Regions from separate parts of the Homo sapiens genome. Here region 2 is linked to region 1. Evidence: chromatin contacts called from ENCODE Hi-C or POLR2A ChIA-PET data. All regions are on one chromosome and are shown on one strand. The core of a region is the stretch at or near the end of the contact, and the rest is flanking DNA. Distances in the headings are between cores, read along the strand shown.

Region 1 (7,283 bases), core at 3,781-6,280:
AGGTTTTGCAACCTGGAAGGAGGCCTGGTTTCTGTCCTGCCAATTTGATCTTGCAGTTTTCCAAAGTGGCCACGAGATGTCAATGTTAATAATGCTAACAAGTCAACACTTGCAGTTGCTCAAATATTGAGCTTATTGCAAAATACGAGGGGGTTTTCAGTTTTCAAAATGTACATTCTAAGAGGGGAAAAACCATAAAAACACTGTGGTCAGAGTATGAATTCAATGTTTTTTGACTTTATAAAGAAAACCGTGTATTAGGCACGTGTAAAACCTGAATAAAACAGCATTCCTAGGGTTTGCGACAAAGGAAGTTCAGGTTAGCCTACAGCCCCTTTGGGACTTTTTATAAACATTGCATCTGGAGCCTGGAGGTCCCTCCAAGAAATTGTACCCTAAACCCCAGGTCCAGGGGTCCTGCATGATGTGCCGAATAGTGATTTCAAAGCCCTCGCTGCTACTTACCATCCTCAGCTAAGCCACTTTGCCCTCGTGAAGCCTCAGTTTTCTCTATAGGATTACTAGCTCCCTCTCAGAGTTGTTTAGAAGATTAAATAGAACGAGACAACGTATTTGAGAGAAGCAGGAGGAGATCATGGTTCTGAGTGCTGGCTCTGGGATCAGACAACTCAGTGTGGACACTGTTCGCTTCCCAGCTGCATGTCTTTGGAAAGTCATTGCACCACTTTGGGCCTCCATTCCTTCATAGGTTAAAAAGAGGGCTAAAATATTACCCATCTCTCAGGCTTCCTGTGCAGATTAAGTGGAGTTGTGTGGTTAAGCACTGAGCATCCTGTCTAGAACTACGTCAATAAGAATAATAATTGTCAAGACTGCTTGGGTCTCTTGTATGTATCTCTGCCTTGCATTGCTGCATTCTAATTTTTAAATATTTGTCTCTCTTCCACTTAACTATGAGCCCCTCAAATACAGATGCTGTGGGTATACACATATGATTTTAATATCCGCATCCCCCATGTTCAGCCCAGGGCTTGGCTCATACTGCTAAATGCTAGTTCTTCCTTCTCCCTCATTTTACAGGTAAATGAAAGCTTGGAGAGGTGGACTGATTTGTCCAGTGGAGCACATGAGTTAGTACTTCCTCTCTTACAGCACTTGTCACTCTGAATTGTATGGTGTGTTTACCTCTGTCTACCATGCTTGACCATAAGCTCCCTGAGGGCAGGAAAACTTATCCCAAGTTATGTCTCCAGGGTTAAAATACCATCATTAGCATAGCTAACATTTATTGAGCACGTACTATGTGCCAGACACTCTTCTAAGCATTCTTTTTCATGCATTAACCAATGTAATTCTCACGTATAACCTGTAAGCCAGGTACCATCATTATCTGAGTTTTACTGGAGTAGAAACTGAGACATGGAGAGATTAACTTACCCAGTGTTGCACAGCTGGTAAGTAGGAGAGCCAGCCACTCTGAATCTGGGGCCAGAACACTTCACCCGTAACTTAACCTCTCAGGCAGAAATCCTTCATGAATTTTTGTTGGCTAGAATTGAATCAGTAAGATTGGAGATTGAGCAATACTGTAGTGTATCATGGGGAGTGACCCTAGGTGTGCCCTCAAGTTCCATGTTGAGACCTGCTTCAAATGTACCATCCAAAGGTGACAGGAAGAGCCATGTCTGCAGGGAGAACGTTCTGCAGAACCATGTCTGAGTGAGTGGGAGGGAAGGAGGCAAGGTGCCAGGGGAACTGCTCAGCTCAGGTACCATCCAGTCTTGGGGAGCAGGGAGCAGTGGTGAGGACTGTGGAGGAAGCCTGGGAGCTGGGCATCCCCCCATCCCTGCTATGAGTCTATGGTGGGACCGCAGTTGTTTGTGAAGGCATGGGTGAATCTGGAGGACATTAAGTGAAATAAGCCAGACACAGAAACATAAATACTGCATGATCTCACTCACATGTGGAATCTGAAAGAGTCAAACTCCCAGAAGCAGAGAGTAGAATGGTGGTTCCCAGGGACTGGGAGGTGAGGGAAATGGGAAGATATTGTTCAGAGGATACAAACTTTATACGATTAACAACTTCTAGGGATCTCATGTACAGATCCACGTGGGTGATAAGAGATGTGCTATTTGGTTTGATTGAGCACTCCTAGGGTCACTCCCCATGATACACTACAGTATTGCTCAATCTCCAATCTTACTGATTCAATTCTAGCCAACAAAAATTCATGAAGGATTTCTGCCTGAGAGGTTAAGTTACAGGTGAAGTGTTCTGGCTCCAGATTCAGAGTGCCTGGCTCTCCTACTTACCAACTGTGTATCATTGGGTAAGTTAACCTCTCCATGACTCAGTTTCTGCTTCCGTAAAAACTCAGATAATGATGGTACCTGGCTTACAGGTTATATGAGAATTACATTGGTTAATGCATGAAAAAGAGTGCTTAGAAGAGTGTCTGGCACATAGTACGTGCTCAATAAATGTTAGCTATGCTAATGATGGTATTTTAACCCTGGTGACACAACTTGGGATAAGTTTTCCTGCCCTCAGGGAAACTTACACAGTGTATATTTATATCAAATCATAATGTTGTATACTTTGAATGTATACACTATTTGTCAATTAAATTTTTTTTTTTTTTTTTTTTGAGATGGAGTCTCGCTCTTTCGCCCAGGCTGGAGTGCAGTGGCGCGATCTCGGCTCACTGCAAGCTCCCAGGTTCACGCTGAGAGGTGACAGTGTGCTGGCAGTCCTCACAGCCCTCGCTTGCTTGCTCTCGGCGCTTTCTCTGCCTGGGCTCCCACTTTGGCAGCACTTGAGGAGCCCTTCAGCCCACCGCTGCACTGTGGGAGCCCTTTTCTGGGCTGGCCAAGGCCGGAGCCGGCTCCCTCAGCTTGCAGGGAGGTGTGGAGGGAGACGCGCGAGCGGGAACCGGGGCTGCGCGTGGCGCTTGCGGGCCAGCTGGAGTTCCGGGTGGGCGTGGGCTTGGCGGGCCCCGCACTCGGAGCAGCCGGCCGGCCCTGCCGGCCCCGGGCAATGAAGGGCTTAGCGCCCGGGCCAGCGGCTGTGGAGGGTGTACTGGGTCCCCCAGCAGTGCCAGCCCACCGGTGCTGCGCTCGATTTCTTGCCGGGCCTTAGCTGCCTTCCCGCGGGGCAGGGCTCGGGACCTGCAGCCCGCCATTCTGAGCCTCCCACACCCCCCGTGGGCTCCTGTGCGGCCCGAGCCTCCCCGATGAGCACCGCCGCCTGCTCCACGGTGCCCAGTCCCATTGACCACCCAAGGACTGAGGAGTGCCGGCGCACGGCGCGGGACTGGCAGGCAGCTCCACCTGCAGCCCCGGTGCGGGATCCACTGGGTGAAGCCAGCTGGGCTCCTGAGTCTGGTGGGGACGTGGAGAATCTTTATGTCTAGCTCAAGGTTTGTAAACACACCAATCAGCACCCTGTGTCTAGCTCAGGGTTTGTGAATGCACCAATGGACACTCTGTGTCTAGCTACTCTGGTGGGGCCTTGGAGAACCTTTATGTCTAGCTCAGGGATTGTGAATACACCAATCGGCACTCTGTATCTAGCTCAAGGTTTGTAAACACACCAATCAGTACCCTGTGTCTAGCTCAGGGTTTGTGAATGCACCAATCGACACTCTGTATCTAGCTTCTCTGGTGGGGCCTTGGAGAACCTTTGTGTCCACACTCTGTATCTAGTTAATCTAGTGGGGACGTGGAGCACCTCTGCGTCTAGCTCAGGGATTGTAAACGCACCAATCAGCACCCTGTCAAAACAGACCACTGGGCTCTACCAATCAGCAGGATGTGGGTGGGGCCAGATAAGAGAATAAAAGCAGGCTGCCAGAGCCAGCAGTGGCAATCCGCTCGGGTCCCCTTCCACAAGAAGCTTTGTTCTTTTGCTCTTTGGGTCCACACTGCCTTTATGAGCAGTAACACTCACCGCGAAGGTCTGCAGCTTCACTCCTGAAGCCAGCGAGATCACTGAGCCCACCGAGAGGAACGAACAACTCCAGACGCGCCACCTTAAGAGCTGTAACACTCACCGCGAAAGTCTGCAGCTTCACTCCTGAGCCAGCGAGACCACGAACCCGCCAGAAAGAAGAAACTCGGAACACATCTGAACGTCAGAAGGAGCAAACTCCGGACACGTCGCCTTTAAGAACTGTAACACTGACCGCGAGGGTCCGAGGCTTCATTCTTGAAGTCAGTGAGACCAAGAACCCACCAATTCCGGACACAACGCCGTTCTCCTGCCTCAGCCTCCCGCGTAGCTGGGACTACAGGTGCCCACCATCGCGCCTGGCTAATTTTTTTTTTTTTTTTTTTGTATTTTTAGTAGAGATGGGGTTTCACCATGTTAGCTAGGATGGTCTGGATCTCCTGACCTTGTGATCCGCCCACGTTGGCCTCCCAAAGTGTTGGGATTACAGGTGTGAGCCACTGCGCCCGGCCCATTAAATACTTTAAAATAAAAAATGTCTTAAGAAGGTGGTTCTTAGTTCCCTGAGCACCCACAGGTGCCTCAGCACCCCTGGAAACTCAGTCGCCCGCCACATCCCTCCAGCCCGGACGGACAGTGCATGGGACTCGTCTCCCCAGCTCTGTCAATGGGTAGTGGTTCTCCGGAGCCCTGTGCTGAAAAAGATTAGAGAAATGTCCAGTCTCTGTGGGAAGAGCATTCGAGATGCCCTCTTGTGTCCAGGAGGGGATCGTGGGCCACATGTTAGCTTGTCCTGCCCAGGCCCTCCCTTTCTGATAAACCCAAATTCTTGCAGCTTCTGCAGGCCTCCCTGGGCAGCCAGGCTGGCATTGGGGTTGTGGGCTTTGTCTGGGGAGCTGAGAAAAACAGGCGGATCCCCCCAGGACTCCACCCTAGAATACTGGCACTATGCGTCCCATGCTCTAACTCACGCATGCAAGTCATGCATGAACACTCTGCCTCCCTCCCACCCAGAAGGAGCTGGAGATGGTGTCTCCTGTGGCCATCCCTAGCTGCTAAGCAAGTATCCTCCCTTCCTCCATCCCTGCATCGTCTCTGTGCTGTGTTATTGTTGGCTGACATGGACAAGGTTGAACATTTGCCAAACATCTGCTCACGTCTCCTGAATGTGCTCCCAAACAGACGGGCAGGAAGCAGCACCACCCTTGAAATGCACTGCCAGGGCCTGTGAGCTGCCACACCAGGACACTGCCTGGCTTGCTTGGGGCTGGCGGGATCCCCTGAGCTGAGATCTGGTCTCCCTTTGGGAAGGGTGGGAGAATGGTGAGAGAAGCATCTTGGTTTTACATCCTTCCTTCCCTCCAAGTAGGGATAATGCTATGGGTTAGAGACATTCAACAGAGGCCTGCCGCAGGTGGCTGGAGATGGAAAGAGGAGGAGGTTAGGGTCCCCCTGGGAGACAGAGGGGAGGGAGTGGCCTCTACTTCTGGGATAGAGATGGGAAGCAGACAAGGATGTGAGTGCAAACAGCTCATTTGAGAGGTGATATGAGACAGGAAAGAGAGGCAAGTCAATAAAAGGTGCTTTTTACCAAGCAGGTAGCACTGGGGGCAGCTGGAACTCCATACCACTACAGAACCTGAGAGGCAGGATGTGCCTCAGCAAAACCCCACCTGAGGGGTGAGCACGTGGGGAGATTTGCTTCTCATCTCACATCTGTCTTTGATTGAGGACTGCTCTGGGGACGGGAACTCCTTGGCTTTTTTGTCCTGCTGCAGGGAGTGGGCTGAGAGAAAGCCCTAAGGGGAAGCCCCAGGTACTTGCAGTAGGAAGCCACAGAGGAAATTTGGGCAGGACAGGACAGTTCCTGTTACAAGTGGCAAACAAAAGTCGAAGATAAAGGGTAGATGGGGGCATGGACCCGTTGCTTATTTCTCTCCTCCTCTCTTCCTGTGTCTTCTTTTTCTATTACTCTTAATGGTTACTTGCTCACCTCTTCTCTCTCCTCCCCTGCCCGTCTCTTCCCTGCCACTTCTCCTATCTCCCTTTCTGTTATCTCTCTTTCCCTATGTACCTGCCTCTCCTCCTTTCTGTTTTCCTTATGTATCCCAGACATGGAACAAGCAAGTAATGGATTGATAAAGTGCCTTCATTCCTACCGCCCAAGCAGGGGCCCTTTAGTCTAGTCCCAGGGAGACGCTTCCTCCTGTCCCCAGGATGAACGCTGCTCCACTGGTCCCTTAGCTGGTAAAGTGATCTTGGACCACTTTATGTTGCCAAACACAGGCTCAGTTTAGGCAATTACAATGTTGTTTTTCCGTGTCATAATGAAATTCTGAACTTAATGTGAAGTTGAATCTTTCCTCCTCCTCCAGCTCGGCTCACTGCTGTCAGGAGGCCCCTGGTAGATTTGCTTCTCCACCTCGCCAACTGCAGTTTCCGACCCTTTTGGGGTTGAAGTTTGAGGGCAGGAAAATAAATGAGATCATCAGGAAAGTTCTTTCTCGACACCAGTTCTGAGAGATCTAGCTTCTGGGTTCTCTGGTCTTGGCAGATGGCCAAGGTCACTGTCTATCTTGAGTGTTTTGAGACTTCCTTGGGGATCTCCCACTCTGTGGGGTCTTTCCTAGGGTTTCTATGGAAGGCAGATTGGTCTCTCATCCAACTCATTGCTTGCTCTCAGCCTCCGGGCATCCCCCATACTTTTGGGTTCCTGCTGTTGAGGTCTGTCTTCTCTTTCAAGGATACCACTTAGATGGGGCTGAGGATGATCCCACATTCTCTCTCTCTCTCTCTCTCCTTCTTGTAGCCCACATCTGGCCCAAAGGAACAGCCACGGACTCTTCCAGCTCCAACAAATTCTGGGTGCATAGATCCAGCCCCATGAAGCCACTCTTTCTTCTTGCCACCAAAGCAGCAACTCAATATTTCCTCATTTCTCTCTCTTTTTAGCCTTTCCAGGTGGGAGTCAGCACCAGTACTGGGTTTCCTTCAAATGGCAGAAGGTGCTAATCAATATCCCTGGGTGACCTCCTTGAAGCTCTCTTCTGTTAACTTCAGGTAGAGGGGGACATATTCTCATCCCTCTTTAGGGATGACGAAAGGACAGAGAACACCACCAGTTTTCTCCAAAAAACCCTTTTCTCATCTCTAACTCTTATAAATCTCTATGAATAGAAAATGTAGGAGAAAAAAACTCACAATAAAAAATAATAATACGACCATAAAAAAATAATATGAGGCCGGGCGCGGTGGCTCACGCCTGTAATCCCAGCACTTTGGGAGGCCGAGGCGGGCGGATCACGAGGTCAGGAGATCGAGACCATCCTGGCTAACACGGTGAAACCCCGTCTCTACTAAAAATACAAAAA
Region 2 (7,283 bases), core at 2,812-5,311, 36 kb after region 1:
AAGATGGAGAGAAGCGGAAAGAAAGTGGGATAGCTTCTGGGGATAGAGCCAACGAGAATCACTGATAAATTGGATGTGATGTGGAAGGTTAGAGAGATGGAGGGATCAAGATGAATAAAAACTCACAGAGGGCTTATTCTGGCAGGCACTGTTCTAAGAACCTTACAAGTATTACCATATTTAGCCCAAACAAACCTTGTGAGGTGGATGTTAGTGCACTAGCCAGCCTATAGATGACAAAACCAGTCCACAGAGAAGTGCCTTTTTGCCTGCCTATGATCATGCACTTGGGCAGGGACAGACCTGCGAGATGAACCCAGGAATTTTGGCTTCAGAGCCTGTGCTATGTTCTTCCCACCTTGATACTGAGGATTTTGGCTTGGGAAATTGATGGATGCTAGTGACAATTACCAAAATGTGGAAGTTTAGGGAAGAAACATTTTATTAGGGGGGGAATCAAGAGTACTGTTGGCAGTGTTCCTTTTTTTTGCCTCACTGAATAACAGCCAGGCAATGTTACTTTTGAAATTTAAGTTAAACCCCAGCTGAAGATGTTAAGCAAGTGGTAGGAAAAAAGAGTCAGAATTCAAGGAGAAGTCCAGGCCTGGAGAAGTGAATTTGGGAGTTGTTGGCATGTGCGTGGTATATTTGCTTGTGGACTGGCTTCAGTTGCTTGTCGTGATTGTAAGTATCTTAGTGATGGAATATTACTTTGAAAGGATGCAAGCCTGATGGACAGTTTGAAAGAAAAAAAGGCCAGAGAGAGGGCAGCATGGTCTACATGGAAGTCAGCTAGAATTTTCGTATGAAGTTAAAACCCTTGGTTTGAATCTATATGTTGCTGTGGGCCAGGGAAAGAGGGGAAGAGAGCCGGGGAGCGGGAATCAAGGGACCAATGGCTTCTGACTGCACAGCCTTGGACGTGCACTTTTTGGACATGTAACTTCTCTGAGTCTCAGTGTTTGCATCCGTAAGTGGGGACGTACAATAAAATCATCAAGTTTTGGCCTCAACATTCTGTCTAAGTTGAAAGTGCTAAATGCAGAGAGAATTTATTATCATCATGTCCATTACTGTCAGGTTACATTACTAGTAACATTACATTACTAGTTAAAATTGTTACATTACTAGTTAAAATTGTTAAATTATATTCTGCGTCATGTTACATTACTAGTTAAAATTGTTACATTACTAGTTAAAATTGTTAAATTATATTCTGCTCATGATAATACAGTTCGCATGACCAAAAGTGTACAGCATAAAGAATTCCCAAGGCATTTTATAGATTGCAGGACAGCTCTTTGCTCAGACCTCTGAGCAGCCCTGTCAGATTATTGGGTTATTGTTTCCATTTTGTGGACATGGAAACTGAGACTCAGTAAGGTAAAAGGACTTGCAGTTGACAGAGCCGCTTAGTACAGAAGCTGGGGCTTATTGCTCTGACCCTAAGCTCTTTATTTTGCCATTGTTTGAACAGAATAGGAGATGACCCTGTTGTGTCATTTTAAGGACACACTTTCTTTTTGCCTTCTGAATATGTTTACTTGCCACAACAAACATGTATTACTTTTATAACTAAAATTTTGAAATTAAAAATTTTTGTAATTTTAATTTTTTAAATTAAATTTAAATTTGTAATTGTAATTTTAATTTTTAAAAATTAAATTAGAATTTTTAAAATTAAAATTTTTTAAATTAATTTTTCAAAATTTATAATTTTAATTTTGTAATTAAAATTTTTGTAATTAAAAATTTACTTTTGGAAATAAAATTTTGTAATTAAAAAATAGGAGAATTAGAAGGAAATACAGGTTATTGATTATGAAACTTTAGCAAGCATCAGAATCACTTGTTGAACAGATTTCTCAGTTCCGTGGGCTGGAAGGGCCAAAAAGGTGAGCAGGCTTCTGCTTGGTTAGCTGTTGGCAGCATGCTTCCTCCTCTATTGCCTCATTCTCTCAGTAACACTGTGCAGTAGAAGTTTCTAATTTCATCTGGCAGACAATTAATTTCATCTAATTTTCATCGTAGCAAACTAAGGCTGTGAATGACCAAGATCACACAGGAAGCTCTTGGTTGAGCTTCAAGTGGTGCTTGAACTTCCTAGTTCTAACCAGGGCGGGGCTCTCTCACCTGCGTCTTCCTCCCCGTCTCTTCTGGCTTGCAGTGAGCTGGACTATGGAGTGTTGGGCAGGGTGGAGACTCTTTCTGCAGGATGTCCTGAAGGGCAGAGGGGTGATAAAATTTCCACCTTGAAGCACAAACCACCCCGTATTAGGAAAAATCAGGGCCAAGTCTCAACTACACTTTGGAATAAATTTACCTTCTGAGAGTGAGAAAGAACAGATCTTCGGAAAATAGAGGGAGAGGCGGGAACTGGATTCAGGTGCCGATGACAAGAGAGAGCTTAGACTTAGTGGAGGAGGGGGGCTGTGGGGCCCTCCCAGGCCTCAGGATCCAAGAAGGGCAAGGCCAGCCCCCATAGCCCTGGGGTGCTGAATTGCTCCTCAGCCTCTCTGCCAGAGCAAGATGGAAGTGGGGCCTGAGTCTGTCCTGGCCCCACCGCACCCAGGCCATTGTGAGAGAGATTGTGGGTGTGAGCTGAGCAGGCGACACTGACAGAGGCGCTCACTCTCTGCAATTTAGAAATTCCTTCACTGCACTCCAGACTCACTCCAGACTCAGCCCTACAATGTCCCCTGTGCCTGCTGACAAAGGCAGCTTTATCCCCAGAGTGCTCCCTCCTCCCGTGCTTCCCTTGGGACCGTGGGCCTGTGTTCTCCAGCAGCAGCGGCTAGATCTTTGCAGCCTTGCATGGAATTTCAAGGGCTTCCTACAGGTTGCACCTACACCCTCATTAAAGCCCCCAGGAAGCCCTGAAACATTTGGTGCTGAGCGTTGGGAAACATTCCATTCTTTAGAAGAGAGGTCCATACAAAAACCTCAGCCTAGCATGTACACAGGGCTCACAGAGACTGAGCTTAGGAGAGATGTGTGGGATGCTCTTTGCGGGGCAGATGGATTAAATGCCACCTTATGATTAGATTCTCCAAGGGGCTACGTGGGGGAAAGGCACTCTGGTCTCATGACACTAATGCCAACAGGACACACACAAAAGTGCCCCATTCTTTTATGCTGCAGTTTTCAACATGCTCTGTATACGTTAGGTCATGGGCTCTCGCACCTGAGCACGCACCAAAATCACCTGGAGGCTTTGTGAAAACAGAGTGCCAGAGGTGCTGCTTCAGGAGGTCTAGGCCAGGGCCTGAGAACTTGCATTTCTAGCAGATGCTGCTGATGCAGCTGGCTTGAGGACCACTGAGTTACATAAGCTTCTGAGAGCCAGTCTGTTGTTTTTGGGAAAGGGTGGCACAGACAAGAAATGAAATGCTATGGAAAAAGCCTGGGCTTTGGAGACAGGTGGATTTTGACTTGCTAACTTGCTAACTGTGTGACCTTGGGGAAATTCCACGGCACGTAGTAGGTGTTTAATGAACGTTTGTGCAGTGGCTTTCTTTGTCTGCAAAGCAGGTGATATATTTACCAGATTGATGGCAGGATTGTATGTGATGACTTTTTTCCTCTTTTTATTAAATTTTTATATAATTTGAGAGGAGTTCTTGCTATGGTTTGCCCGGGCTTGTCTTGAATCCCCCGGCTCAAGTGATCCTTCTGCCTCAGCCTCCTGAGTAGCTGGGATTATAGGCACGTGCCACAGCTTCCAGCATGTGATGAGGTTTATAGAAAGCTCCTAGCAGCGTGCCAGGCACATTGCAGGCACCGAGTCATGTCTGCTACCTTTCGGCTCTCCTAGTCATTTCTGTGTTGTCCAAAGAAGGCAGGGGCAACTGGGCTGGACCAAGGAACCTCACTGTGGTTCTGTGGCTCTGCACTGGGTTTGCCTCCTGGGTGTTGCCGGCCAGCCCAGCAGATGGTGGACCTTGTTCTGAGGCTGAGCTTCTCAGCACTGGCAGCCCCCCTTTTTGGATCAAGCCTTTTCACGTGGAGCAGTCAGATGGCTCAGATCAGGAGTCTTCGAGCAAATCCATGCCAGGTGGGACACATTTGTCCTGAGTCACCTGTCCAGAGCAGGTGGTGAATATTGTGTCCTACTCACGGCATCTCAACTATCGGAGCCTGGGATCTGACTCAAAGGCCGGCCTCCGTCTGAGAACTGAGCGTCCATTTCTCAATCCTTGCCGGCTCTGACCCAGGCCTGGGCCACAGGCTGTCCGGGAATAAGTGGTGCTGCAATCCCTGCTGGGCAGATGGAGAGAGGAGCAAGGGAGATGGCAGCCCCGGGGGACTGTGCATAGGGAGGTAGGTGGGCACCAGGTGAGTGAATGTCTGTCAGGCAGCTGCTCTGTCCAGGTGGCCGTTACCGGAGGGAGGAAGCTGGCCTCTCTGACCTGAATGGGGAGGGTCTTGGTTGCTAGGACGTAACTTCATATTTGGAAGTGGTGCTGGGGTCAGGGGCAGGAGCAGAAGCCAGGATTGTGTTGGTAGGAATCTCTGTGTCACCATGTCACAGTTAGGTACAGGAGGAAGCAGCTTCAGAAGGCCAGAGCGGGCAGAGGGATATCGCTTGACCTGGCTCTGCAGCACGGGGAGAATTTGGTCCTGAGATTTCTGACTTTTCAGCCTCGTCTCATCCTTGGCAATGGGGTGTGGAAGGAGGTGGAGGAAAGGAAGGCAGCAGGAGAGAGAAAGGCCACGGGGCACCTGATGGGGGCTTCTCTGCTGCCTGGCCAGACTCCTTTTCTCCAAAGTGGGCACAGCGGGTGGGCATCTCTGCAGATTGACCATGGGAAAAGTGTTCACTCTGCTTGCTTTTTGATAAGGGTCCCGTGACTAATTCCTGCATTGGTAGGTCCCAGGATTGGTGTTTTTTTGTTTTTGTTTTTTGTTTGTTTGTTTTTTTCTTTTTTGGTCCATAGCAAGTTTGCTTTCTGTAGCTGGAGAATGAGGTAACAGCATAAGAATAGAGGTTCCCTGTGGAATACAGGGAAGCATCTTCTCCTCCTGCCCTTATCAGGTGAAATCCTCCCACTTCAGGCTGAGCCATACAAAGACGACCCCTTTGTCCCAGGAGGCCAGTTCAAGCTCCCACTGGGTTCCTGGAAGCAGCCTGGGAGCTGCCGTCTCTGTGGCTCCCCTTCCTATTTCTCCAGTTTCCCCCGGAAGGAGAAGACCGTTCAGCCTTTTTCCTCCTCTGTTCTCCTTCTTTACCCTGAAGTTAAGTGATGGTCAACATTTACGAGCACAGTAGAAGGCACCTCCCCTGCTGCAGATATGACGTGGGCATGAGCCGTCAGGTGGGTCAGACCCTTGAAGCCTCTACTGCTCATTTATTCAATCCCCAGTGAGTCTTTTAAATAAAACTTAGTACCCCAACCATTTCCTGGCCACTCTTCAAGCCCCAGGCACCAAGCTAAAATATTCACATACCTCATTTAATTTAAACCTTACAACAACCTGGAGCTTAGGGAGTATATCCCCAAACCGAGAGGTGAGGAGGCTTGCACAGGACCACTCAGCTAGACGTTCCCAGGACCCAAACCCAGCTTGACTCCAAAATCCATGCTCTCACTGGCTTTGTGGCATGCCTCAATAAATACTTGAGTTTCCTCAACACAAAGATGGTCATATATCCATAGGGTTAAAAAATAATCTCTGTTGGATGCAATTGACTATAGAATTATTATTTTCTAATTGTTTGTATTCATGGAAACCTTTTTAGAATTAAAATCTATCATGAAAACTCATGTATAATCAGTTAAGGCAGAATTATTTTGGCAGAGGCAGACCAGGACCTTGAGACCTGCCCTTTTGTCAACCCCTCCCCCTTTCTGGTTCCCAGCAGTGGCCCAGGGGTATAGGAGTGAGAGGGAGGGAGGTACACTTTGAATTGAAATCTACTGGCCAGGTACAGTGGCTCACGCCTGTAATCCCAGCAATTTGAGAGGCCGAGGCGGGCGGATCACTTGAGGTCAGGAGTTCCTGACCAGGCTGGCCAACATGGTGAAACCCTGTTTCTACTAAAAATACAAAAATTAGCCAGGCGTGGAGGCACATGCCTGTAATCCCAGCTACTCAAGAGGCTGAGGCAGGAGAATTGCTTGAACCCGGGAGGCGGAGACTGCAGTGAGCCGAGATCATGCCACTGCACTCCAGCCTGGGTGACAGAGGGAGACTCCATCTCAAAAAAAAAAAATATATATATATATATATATATATATATATAAAATACATATTTTTTATTGTGCATTTGAATTGGTAATACATTTTCATATATAGGTTACGTTTTGCTATTAAAAAGCAATTCATTGTGAATAGCAATATGCTCATAAACACGGGGAGAAAATAGGCATGGGGCAAAATAAACAAATAGTTCCAAGAACTTGGAGTTGTGGTTAACTAGGAAGGCAGCTTGAAATCAGGAATTTACTTCAAGTTCTTCTTTTGAATTCCTGTTGAAATAAGGACGAATCTATGTCAGTCTTGTAAACTAGACAGTGTTGCTCAGTGTGTGCCAGAAACACTGAGAAGTCTCAGTGGATGTCTCAGGTGGATGTGAAGGACGTTGGGTGGAAGGGCGGAGCCCATCAGGAGGGAGGCGCTGTTCTTGCCACATCTGGAGATGCTGGAGGAGAGGTTTGCTTTGAGTGGGAGCAACTGGTAATGCTGGACAGTGACCCGATGCTGGGATCCCGCGTGGAGATCTCCATCGGTCTTGCCCCTGGCTGAGTCTTGGCATGTGCAGCTGGGATGGAAATGCTCCTCCAGTGGACAGTTACAGCAGCTAAGACATGGCTACCTTGCTCAGCCAATAGGAGGCGGTCACCTACAAACATCCCTTCCAAAGGTTCAAGGCTCCCCTGAGAACTTGGATGCTGGGGAATGGTGCACCTTCCCTGCTGCTCACTGCACCTCTCACCTGGCAAAGAAAAGCCACAGGAAATCTAAGCCCTTTCTGCAGTCTGGCATCGGCATATGAAAGATTCCAACGAGGAATTTCAGAACTCATCCCAGCTCCCGAATCTGAGTAAGCACAGACCTCTTGAGTAGGGCTGAGCAAATGCGGCAAAATCAATGCACATATGACAAGATTCAGTGGCCCAAAGAAGGGAGCTAAATGAGGAATCAAAGCAAATACCCCATATGGAATTGCTGTAAAAAATCAGAGAAAACCTGAAAGTAGTGGTTTTCAAGCATGACCCACTAGTGGATTGAAAATCAACTTAGCGGGTTGGAACCAACTTCCTTTTTCTAAAACAAAAAAA

What was found. Hi-C counts contacts between places; a loop is a spot of excess contacts on that map. ChIA-PET counts read pairs that join two places held with the same protein, here RNA polymerase II (POLR2A). Pooled maps may share reads with other maps.
Region 2: a map of heart left ventricle shows a loop between it and region 1 (2.1-fold over the local background). The contact joins the promoter of IL16 here to the enhancer-like site in region 1. A Hi-C loop is called at or near these places in 4 of 168 maps with a recorded cell type or tissue (MCF 10A, heart left ventricle, left cardiac atrium and 1 more) and 1 of 50 pooled maps. POLR2A ChIA-PET finds 5 or more read pairs at or near these places in 3 of 52 experiments (AG04450, CD4-positive, alpha-beta T cell and IMR-90).

Annotation. Positions count from the first base shown.
Region 1 is chr15:81,155,746-81,163,028 of GRCh38, forward strand. No RefSeq gene overlaps it. Among named protein-coding and RNA genes, the nearest start is that of CFAP161, 25 kb to the left of the region's middle. Within about 2 kb of position 5,031, at least 11 of the 41 ENCODE cell types and tissues checked have a DNase peak (open chromatin) inside an H3K27ac peak, as active enhancers do; they include IMR-90 and heart left ventricle, where a contact is called at or near this core.
Region 2 is chr15:81,192,818-81,200,100 of GRCh38, forward strand. IL16 (interleukin 16) reads left to right here and starts at 4,062. Exons shown (of 19, transcript NM_172217.5): 1 at 4,062-4,335.